2 separate regions of the Homo sapiens genome follow, and region 2 is linked to region 1. The links are chromatin loops, found by intact Hi-C in ENCODE. Cell type or tissue: chondrocyte. All regions are shown on one strand. Links, peaks and the distances in the headings refer to the core of each region. The heading gives the core; the rest is flanking DNA. Region 1 has its middle 19 kb from the start of LINC02164. Region 2 has its middle 110 kb from the start of LINC01570.

The links. A loop is a pair of places that touch in the nucleus more often than their neighbours do. Peaks named below come from ENCODE experiments on the same cell type or tissue, not always from the same donor. Only the 100,000 strongest peaks of a DNase experiment are listed, where the experiment ranks them.
Region 2: a loop joins it to region 1, with 4 times the contacts of the local background. A loop is called at or near these places in 16 of 110 quality-filtered maps.

Annotation. Positions count from the first base shown.
Region 1 is chr16:5,237,659-5,243,026 of GRCh38, reverse strand. It overlaps a transcript of RBFOX1 not described here. Among named protein-coding and RNA genes, the nearest start is that of LINC02164, 19 kb to the right of the region's middle. RefSeq lists a silencer at 3,198-3,417 and an enhancer at 4,993-5,368. In chondrocyte, for the core only: a CTCF peak has its summit at 3,296 (motif pointing left); no DNase peak of the experiment used is centred there.
Region 2 is chr16:5,499,541-5,504,908 of GRCh38, reverse strand. It overlaps a transcript of RBFOX1 not described here. Among named protein-coding and RNA genes, the nearest start is that of LINC01570, 110 kb to the left of the region's middle. In chondrocyte, for the core only: no CTCF peak of the experiment used is centred there; a DNase peak (open chromatin) is centred at 2,441.

The DNA.
Region 1 (5,368 bases), core at 317-5,316:
GCAGGAAATCAATGCCCCCCACCCTCCACCCTCCACCCCCCACCACGTCCCCACCATAATCACATGCCCTGCAGCAGGACTTGGCACTCAGGGGCTCCTGGGGGCCCGATTTATCTGCTAAAACATCCTCTAGCCACCACCAAATAAAGCAACCCCTTGCCACCCAACCACAAGAGCACAGCCTGGGAGCCACTCCAAGGGACACCCAGTCACATTAAAACCTCAGCCATCCAGAGCACCAGGCCTGGTGATGAGAAAGAACATTTTATCCTTAAAAGCATCTGAATGCCCATGCTGCTTCTTGCAGAGAAAAGTCCAAAATAATCTGCTATTAAAGAACGAGGATGGTTTTGACATTTTTACCAAGCTAATGGTCTACGCAGACAAAATCTCATAAAAGGGCACTCTGTTCTTCTTGATCCACTCAGACATGGCCTGTGAGTGAAGAAACGGGTTCTCCTCCTCAAAGAAATCGCTGCTGATTCTCACACCAGCCTGACACTGCTTCATGGGTTCTTCAAAGAGAGTATTCCCATAGAAACTAAAAAGGAAGAGGAATGTGTCTGGCGGGCACTGTGGGCAGCAGTGGGCTTTGGGCCAAATTTTAAGTTTGAAAATCAAGATTCCCTCTTTTCGAGGGGCCGCCGGACTGAGCAGATACAGACACCATGAAAAGAGGGTGGCATATTCAGATTCAGGAAACAAGGATGGTTTGTGTTCAGTTCCTGCATCATCCTTCAGGTCATGAAATTCACATTTCCCTCTGTGGACCAAGAAATTCAGTGGGGTTTCTGCCTTTTAAATATTTCATTATCAATATATCATCCTTTTAGCCTCCAGAAAGCATTTTAATGGAGATTCTGGCTTAAGACACTTGTGGGTCTGTCTGTCTCTCTCTCTCTCTCTTTTCCTTGAAACAGGGTCTCACTTTGTCACCTAGACTGGAGTGCAGTGGCATGATGACAGCTCACTGCAGCTGGACCTTCCAGGCTCTAGCAATCCTCCCACCTCAGCCTCCCAAGTACTTGGGACTGCAGGCACACACCACCATACCTGGCTTTTATTTTATTATTATTATTTTTTTTTTTGGTAGATGCGAGGCTTCACCACGTTGCCCAGGCTGGTCTTAAACTCCTGGACTCAAGCGATCCTCCCCCTTCGGCCTCTCAAAGTGCTGGAATTATTGGCTTGAGCCACCACGCCCGGCCAAGAACCTTGTCTCTTGTGATGCACCCCAGAACAAAACATCACTGCAAAACACACCAAGGCGTAAGTTTCAGTCCTAAGTCCCATTTATCCACCATACACTATGTGCCAGGCACAACGCTAAGTGCTTCTATGGACGAGCTTCCCTTAATCTCAGCAGTAACAACCCCAGGCAATGGGGCCTGTTGACAGATCCATTTGCCACTGAAGACAGTAAGGCTCAGACAGGGTAACTGGCGTGTGCCATGTCAGCCAGCTAAGGAGGGGCATTACCAGGATGCAAACCCCAGCTGCCTGGCTCCACACTCACGTTCCCTAGGTCCCACTACACTTGGTCACTCCACTGCATTCTAGTATCCTGGTCTTTGGCAGAGTCCACGTAAAAGAGGGAGGTAGAGGGAGTGAGAGGGACTTCACGCAATAAAGTTTCCTGGCGTTACACTGCCACCGTAATTGTGTCTCATCCTTTCCGTGATCGGCCCTGGAAAACCTACCAGAGAACTGTCCTCCTTCTCCCAGAATCTCAGAGAAAATTCACCTGAGTTCGGTGTCCAGGTGACCCAAGCTCTGAATGCAGTAACGTGCACGGGGAGATGAGGATGTCACCAGGAGCAAGCCTCCCACACAGCATCCGGGAGCAACCCCAAGACTGGGCAGGGGGGGCTCTGAGGCAGCCCACGGCGAGGACGGCTACCCGTGCTGCCCAAATGGGTTCAGAATGAAGGCCGCCCTCTCTCCCATGTGGGGCTCATTAACCACGAATCAAATTATTAAGACAAGCTCAGCTGAGCAAATGGTCAAACATAAAAACATTTGGAAGGAACAAAGAGGTCAACCCCATTATCCATCAAAAACCATCAAGGTGGCGGCCCTCACTGAGGGGTACAGCTCTCCAGGGGGCCCTCATCTGCCCTCCAAACCCGCGTGCCTCCCCAGTGGAAGGCCAGCAAAGCCACACAGGAAGAGTTGGGGTAGGAAAGCAGAAAGTGAACCCCAGGAGGCCAGGCTGGCCACGGAGCCCCATCCCACGCACACGGGCCCGGTCACTCAGGGGCCCACGTGTGCAGGACACCGGGAGCTCACAGGGACAGCGCCCCGAGGGATGCAAGGAACTTTGCCTCTCTGTCCCTCTCTGTAGGGATGGAAAGAGGAGAGCGATTTCTGGGATGGAAGCCATCTGCCTCCTCTCAACTCTCGCTGCCCAACCAGAAAGGGAAGAAAAACAGGAAGATGCGGGGCAGGTGAGGAGCTGGGTGAGCGCCGCCAGCCCGCAGCCCAGCAGAGCAGGGCTTGGCCAAGCCTGGCGCCAGGGACTTCCCCTCTACCCCCACCATAAGCCCCCCGCCAGGTGGGACCGACAAAAGTCCCAGACAGATGCCCCAGACAGGATGCCCAGCGCAACCCCCGCCCCTTCCCCTGCTGGGGGCCCCCAGGACGCGGGGCTCCCCCTCCCCTTTTGGCTAGCCGCAGAGTCCAACGGGGCTCCTGGCCAGGGACGTCGTGGGAGAATCAGGAAGTCGAAGCCACACAGCCGAGAAGGGGCAGCTGGCGTCTCGGAGGCCGTCACGAGCTGTCACTCCGCGCCCGCCGGAGTTGCCACTCAGTTACCAACTTCAACCCGGGGCCGGCCACGGAGCCTCCCGCAGCCCCTACCCCGCGTCTCCGGCACCCCCGCGCCCCCGGCACCCCCGGACCCCCGCGCCCGCGTCACTTACTCCTCTGCCGTCGCCACCTGTCTGGGTGCCGGTCTCCTCCCTGCCCGGCCGCGGCGCGTCCTTCCCGTCCTCGCAGTCCTCGGGCTGTGCGCTTCCCCCCTCCAGCCCCAGCCGCAGCCTCTTCTCTTCGGGAGGGACGTCGTCCTCCTCCCTCCTGGGCCGGCCATCCCTGCCTCGGGGCTTGCCAGTGGCTTCGGAGCTGCCGGAAGGGCTGGCCATGGCTCCGGGGGCTCTGCCTGCACTTGGGGAAGAGGAAGGACCCGGCGCGAGCGGCCTCTCGGCGGAGCTGGGGCGTCTGAGCGCGGGCTCGGTGGGTCCGCGCGGCGCGGAGCTGGGCATCGGGGCCGGCGCGGGCTCCTCCGCGGGCCGCTCCTGGCTCTCTGGCGCCCTCTGCCGGCCGCTCGCCCGCACCGCGGACACGCCGGGCCCGGGCCTGCGCTGCGCTCACCTGCCCCGGCCCAGGCGGTCGCTCTCCCCTACCCGTGGCCAGACCCGCTCCGGCCAGGCCGTGCACCTCCTCCCCGCCCCAGCCAGGTTGCACCCCGATGGTCTCCCTGCCCAAGGAGGAGAGAAGAGAAGGGACGCCCCGAGAGGGTGGACATGGGCCACAGCCACCTTGTCTTTGCTCTTACCCTGTGTCTTGCATGATTTGGAGGTAGTGGGAAAACCGAGTGGAGAATTCCGCCTGCAGGATGACATGAATGCACCTTCCCATTGCCTACCAACAGATCTTTTTTGAGCATCACTGTGGACCAGGCGTGGTGATGGGGGAGGGGATATTGTGGTGAACATGACAGGCATTGCCTTCACCCAGTGGGGCTCAGCGCTGGGTGAGAAGGCATTGAGAATGGACATTGTCAATTGGGCAAAAGGAGGCCAAGGAGAAGTGCTGGGTGCATGGGAACTGAAAAAGACAGGAGGCTCGGCAGGTCTTGGAGCTGCGAGAGGGACAACAGCAGCGGCTGTTCCAAAGGAAGCAACAGCTGAGAGAGGTCTCAGAGTTGTTCTCAGCCCAGTGGAGGGTGTTCAGGCAGAGGGAACAGCGTGTGCAAAAGCCCAGAGGCTGGGAAAGAAGCAGAAAGAGGACTGTGGGGCTGGAGCATGCTGGGCAAGGGGAGAGAGGTGTGGTGGGCAGACAGATTGCCTGGAACCCAGCTGTGCAGGGACAGAGGAGATAGGGGATCCTTGCAGGCCCCCAGCCAGGACTCAGGCACAGAGACAATGCAGGTGGGCAAAGGGAGGAGACGTAGAGAAATATTTTGGAGGCGTGCCCGATGAATGAGCCCAGGATGCACCGTTAGTGTCAGTGTGGAGCGAGCTCCTTCCTTGGCTGTGTGATGAGCTGAACCCGGGGGTATTTTCTGGACATCGAGGTGCTACACCCAGAGTCCAGGACAGGCTAAGTGAGCACCCGCAGCTCCTGGCCTACCTCAAAAGCAGGAGAGACAGGGGAGACTGGGGAGGCCGGGGAGGAAGGGGAAGCCAGGAAGGCAGGAGAGCCCAGGGAAGCAGAGGAGGCCAGGGAGACAGTGGAGGCAGGAGAGGCTGGGGAGGCTGTGTCCTTTCCATGATTCTGCCCAGGATCCTAGGCCCCTGTACTCCCTGAGCTTCCCCATCCCAAGCGCTGGAACCATGTTGCACAATGGTCTCCCCACTAAGCTCCTGATGGCAGCCCCTACCCTGCTGTGCTCCCTATTTCAACCCTAACAGCTCTCACAGTGGGCAGCACATAGTAGGTGCTCAGGAAACACTGGTGGGAGAGCACATGGGTCTGCTCAGCACCTTCCCCTCTCCTCCAGCTCTCCCCTGTCATGAAATAATTCTGATAATGACACATGGGCTTTGAGACCCTCTTCTATTACTTTCCATATGCTAATCCATCTATACCTCACAGCAGCCCTGGCGGTGGGTGTTATTAGGATGCCCATTTTACAGAGGAGGAGACTGAGGTATAAAGAGGGTAAGTGACATAGGCACACTACAGGGGCCGGGGCCAAGTGACCGCAGCACTCAATCCCCAAAGGCAAGGTGGATGCAGTTACCATAAAGGACAGCAGAGTCAAAGCTGCAAGCAGAATAGCATGACTCGCAGAGACCTATGGTGCCAGCTGATCGTGGCTTTCCTAGAAGTGAAATAGATAAGAAGCCTGCCACATTTTTACTTGATCTGTGTTTGCAGAAGAGTTCTAGGTCAGGTGAGCAGAAGTCTAACCTGAATCATAAAAACAGAGTCACAGTCCCCAGTCAATTCCCAGACATAAGCCAGTTCACAGACCAGGAGTCCCTTGTCTGAATGTGAAGCCAGGTCCCCTCCAGAAAGGACTCTGCTCCACTGCCAAAAATTTATACTGTCAATCTTTCTCCCAGCCTGCCCCCACAGGAATACACAGCCTTTTACCAGGATGACTGAACAGGGGAATAGGAACTAATGGGACCTGTGCAGGATC
Region 2 (5,368 bases), core at 100-5,099, 260 kb before region 1:
TCTCTACAGATCTGCCTAGTCTGAAAGTTTCCTGGAATGGCCTCCTTCCTTCTCCACAGGGGTCAGCAAGCCCTCATGCCAGCTCCAACGTCACCGCTCATGGCCAGTTACTCCCTTGGTCTTCCCAAGCCTCCGCATCCTCCTCTGAAGGTGGGGCTGGTGAGGGTTCCTTCCCCACAGAGCTGCAGGGAGGATTATGGAAGTTAATGCCTATGGCAGTGTCTGGTGTCTAGCAAATGCTCAGCAAATGGTAGACAGTACATCTGCTCTTGTGTGCTTGTGCCTGGTTTACTTGCTGGGAGCCAAACCGGGCCCTCCCCTTTGATGATAAGTAACAGACAATCCAACCCACCAGGCGCGTGGAGGGCGTCAGCAGAGCCTATCTGTGAATGGAGGCATTTTTATGATCGTGCGTGTGTGGACAGTGACTGCCTCAGCTCTTGGTCAGAAAGGTCAATGCCATTGGCCCTACTGCAGGAAACTGCTTCTCAATGGCCTGAAGACAAAAGCCCCAGGTTTCCTTGTTATCCAGGAGCCTGGGCCAGGCTGGGCAAGCGTTGCAGAGCCAAGTCCGAGGCCCAGCAGGCTCCTGGCAGGCCCTGCCTCAAAGTTGGCAGCTGTTGGGTCCTGGGAGGCGGCCTGCTCTGTGCTCTGGGCTCTCAGGGATCAGGGAAGGGGTAGGAATAATCAGGTGACATGCTCCAGGGGTGCTGCTGCTCTTGGCAGAGCCTCAAATCGAGTTTGAAATGAGTAATCCTGAGCCAAGCTGCTTGTGCTGTGAGCAATGAGGCTGGTTGGCAAGTTCCCTCCGCCCCCAGCCATCGCCCTCTGGAGATGCTGCTCCAGATGCCAGGAAGGGGCTGGAGGGGCCCCAAACCAGCCCCCCAGAGACAAAGGGTAAGCCAGCTCTCCTCACCATGATGAGAAGAGGGGCATGGCTGAGCCTCAGCAAAGAAGAAAGGAGGCTATTTATATGAAATGGCCACAACAGGCAAATCTGTAGAGATAGAAAGTAGATGAGTGTTTGCCAGGGGCTGGGAGGACCAGACAATAGGGGTTTGATAGCTTAAGAGTAGAGAGTTTCTTTGGGGAGGGGATGAACATGTTCTAAAAGTGATGGTGGAGATGGTTGCACAACTTTGAATATACTTAAAACCATTGTCTTGGCCAGGTATGGTGGCTCATGCTTGTAATACCAGCACTTTGGGAGGCCGAGGCAGATGGATCACCTCAGGTCAGGAGTTCAAGACCAACCTGACCAACATGGGGAAACCTCATCTCTACTACAATAACAAAAAGTAGCCTGGTGTGGTGGCTCACACCTATAGTCCCAGCTACTCAGGAGGCCAAGGCACAAGAATCGCTTGAACCCAGGAGGTAGAGGCTACAGTGAGCCGTGATTGCGCCATGCGCCACTGCACTCCAGCCTGGGCGACAGAGCAAGACTCCGTCTCAAAAAACAAAAACAAAACAAAGAAAGAAACCAGTGTCTTGTACACTTGAAATTGATGAATTATATGGTGTGTGAATTATATCTCAGTAAACCTATTCCAAAAAGAAGAGGGGTGAGGGAGATTCAAGAGTGGGGGACAGTGGTGAAATTACTTCCCACGGGTACAACTCTCTGTCCGTAATACCAGAGGTCCTCTTGGATCTTCCTATAAGAACAAAAATAAGTGCAAAGATACATGGGGTACTGCACAGAGGAGGACACTGTGGCACAGAGATGTTAATTCTCTTGCCGGAAGTCACACAGCAGTCAATGGCAGAACTGCGGCTCCACCCTGGGGGTGTGGTTCCAGAGCCTGCACCCTTCTCTCCTGTGCCCTGTTTCCCCAGCTGAAATGCAGCTTCCACACTTGCATGGGGCATCTGAAAAGCCCCAGGGAAGAAAGAGGAAATATTTTAGGAGAGATGTGTATTGGACACGTCTAAATAGAATGATCCAAGCAATCGTTGTAGCAAGATCAGAATTTCCTCTGCAGGGGGAGTCCATCTTTCTAGGGACTGTATTGTTCAAGATCTCAATCAGAATTGCTCCTGTGCTCTGGTCTCCCTGCCCTGGCTATTTCTCAGGGTCCCCTGAGACGCGGAAGAGTCTGGAACTGACGGGAGATGGTCTGATAAAGTTCCAGCCTTCGGGGGCAGGCTCTGGTGCACTGCAGACTCTGCAGACATCTGCAGACAGACTATAACTCAATAGAGGATTCTGTTAATATGGTTGCTGCCTGTTCTAACCCCTTCGACTCCCAGCCTAACCACTGCAGAGATAACAGAGGCTGGAGGCGCCTTGGACCTGATTGCATTTTCTCCCCTCTCGCTGCCCTGCAAAGATGGACTTTGTCAGGCTTCTGCTGCCACCTACAGTAACAGCAACAAAAGGCAGGTCTCCAGCCAGACCCAGAGAAGCAGAGCAGGGGGCTTCCAGAACAGGGACACTAGGGGCCGGAGCCTGAGGTCCAACCTCCATGTCCACCCCCTGACCCTCAGGCAAGCCGAGGAAGAATGATCAGGAGCCTTCTCCACATCCCACCCCTACAGTGTCCACATCCCACCCTTACAGTGTCCCCATCCACTGGGACACACCAGCACAGAAGTCACACAGGGACGGGAGGACCATCTCTCCATTTCATGGGGTGAAAGGCATCCCTGCCGTTCTTCCTAAAGATTTCCTGAGGATATTCTAATCCTTCTGCCCAAAGCTGCTGCCTCCATGCCATCTCATTCACCCCCTACTCTAGGAAGCCTCTCTTGATTTCTTCCCCTAGTTTAGCTAACCCTACAACCACCTTCTGCCGGCCATACTGGTCACTCTAAATTGTAGCTGCTTACCTGTCTCCTCAGTAATCATAACAATTAATAATAATAATAATAATAATAATAGTGAGCTGGGCATGGTGGCTCATGCCTGTAATCCCAGCACTTTGGGAGGCCAAGGTGGGAGGATCACTTGAGGCCAGGAGTTCGAGACCAGCTTGGGCAACATAGCAAGACCCATCTCTACAAAAAAAATAAATAAATAAAAATTAGCTGGGCATGGTAACAAATGCCTGTAGTCCCAGCATGTACTGGGAGGCTGAGGCAGGAGAATCACTTGAGCCCAGGAGTTTGAGACTGCAGGGAGCTGTGACCGCACCACTACACTCCAGCCTGGGTGACAGAGCAAGATCTTGTCTCTAAAATAATAATAGTAATCATCAGATTAACATTCACTGGGTACTACCCACACACCATGAACTGTGTTTGGAGATTTGACGGCATCATCTCATTTAATATTTGAGCAACTTAGGAGGAAGATGCTATAATTGCCTTCATTTAACAGAGGGGAAAAACGAGACTGCAAGGTTAAAGTAATTTAGCCAAAGCCAGCCTTGGATTTGAATCCAGCCCATCTGCCTCCAGAGACAAACCCTCTTCCCCCAGGATTCAGCCTGCCTCCCCACCACTCCTCACCAACCCTTCCACTAGATCGACAGGGCGTCCGCATAGTTTGTCTGCTATTCATTCATTTAGAAATGTGGGAGCCTGCTTGGCTGGGGAATAGATAATTGATAATTTTATTTTTTCTTTTTTTTTTTTTTTTTTTTTTTGTAGACAGAGTCTCGTTTTGTCATCCAGGCTGGAATGTAGTGGAGCAATCTCAACTCACTGCAACCTCCGCCTCCCGAGTTCAATCGATTCTCCTGTCTCGGCCACCCTAGTAGCTGGGATTACAGGCACCCACCACCACACCCAGATAATTTTTTTGTATTTTCAGTAGAGATGGGGTTTCACCATGTTGGCCAAGCTGGTCTCAAACTCCTGACCTCAGGTGACCCGCCCACCTCGGCCTCCCAAAGTGCTGGGATTACAGGGGTGAAACACCGCGCCTGGCCGTGTTTTCTTTTTTCAGGCTCATGGAATGTTGAAAGTCATTGCTGTAAAACTTCAAAATTATGATGCCTGCCCATGAAGAGGCACCACTGGGCTTAACTTCTCCCAGCCATAATTCCTTGTCCTTACATGACATCTCTCTGGAGTTTGGGATCTATGTGAGGTAGACTAGAGAAAAAGCTATAATCTGAAAGGCAATTCGTAAGTATAGGATGAAAGCTGGGAGACCAGTTAGCCTCTGAGTCAACTGTGTGGTGAAGTTACCACGCAAAAAGCTTATGGAATTAGAGGCTGCACTAAGAAATGCTGATAAGACACTTTGCCAACGGGACCATATCTGAAGCATTCAATGTTGGGACCCATACACTGAGGCTGCTGGCTGAGGATGGTGTGTCTGGATAGAGTGACTTAGGTTGAGAGAGAACTCTAGGTCCTGACATAGCTGATGGCAGAGACAGAAAGAGCATGAAGTAAGTTTAGCAGCTGCATATAAACATTTGAAAGCCTGATACTCGGCCAGGCATGATGGCTCACACCTGTAATCCCAACACTTTGGGAGGTGGAGGCGGGACGATTGCGTGAGTCCAGGAGTTCAAGACAGCCTGGGCAACATAAGGAGACTTCATCTCTACAGAAAATTAAAGAATTAGCCAGGCATGGTACTGCATGCCTGTTGTCTCAGCTACTTGTGTGGCTGAGGTGGGAGGATCACTTGAATTCAGCAGGTTGAGGCTGCAGTGAGCCATTATTGTGCCACTGCATTCCGGCCTGGGCAAAAACGAATGGAACAGAATGGAATGGAATGGAACGGAACGGAACGGAATGCAATGGAATGGAATGAAGGGAGGGAGGGAGGGAGGGAGGCAGGGAGTGGGAGGGGAGGAAGGGAAGGAGGGAAGGAGGGAAGGAGGGAAGGAGGGAAGGGAGGGAAGGGAGGGAATGGAGGGAAGGCAGGAAGGCAGGCTGATGATTAGGAGAGAGTAGACCTCATGGGTTTGCATGGATCACAGATCTAGGCAAATGCGAGAATGGGAGAAAGGAAGAGAGAAAGAGTGAAATGCCTCAAATGTAGCAGATACGAAATAAATATCTGCTGAATGAAAAATTGAAATGTTGAGTGGCCATCAGGAGTGTGGATTTTGGAGTCAGAAAAACCTGGGCTTGGCCGGGCACAGTGGCTCATGCCTGTAATCCCAACACTTTGGGAGGCCAAGGCAGGTGGATCACCTGATGTCAGGAGTTCAAGACCAGCCTGGCCAACATGGTGAAACCCCCTTTCTACTAACAATACAAACATTAGCCAGGCGTGGTGGTGGGCACCTGTAATCCCAGCTACTCGGGAGACTAAGACAGGAGAATGGCTTGAACCCGGGAGATGGAGACTGCAGTGAGCTGAGATCACACCACGGTACTCCAGCCTGGACGATACAGCGAGACTCAGCCTCAAAAAAAAAAATTTAAAAAAAAAGGAAAAGAAAAAGAAAAACCTGCGTTT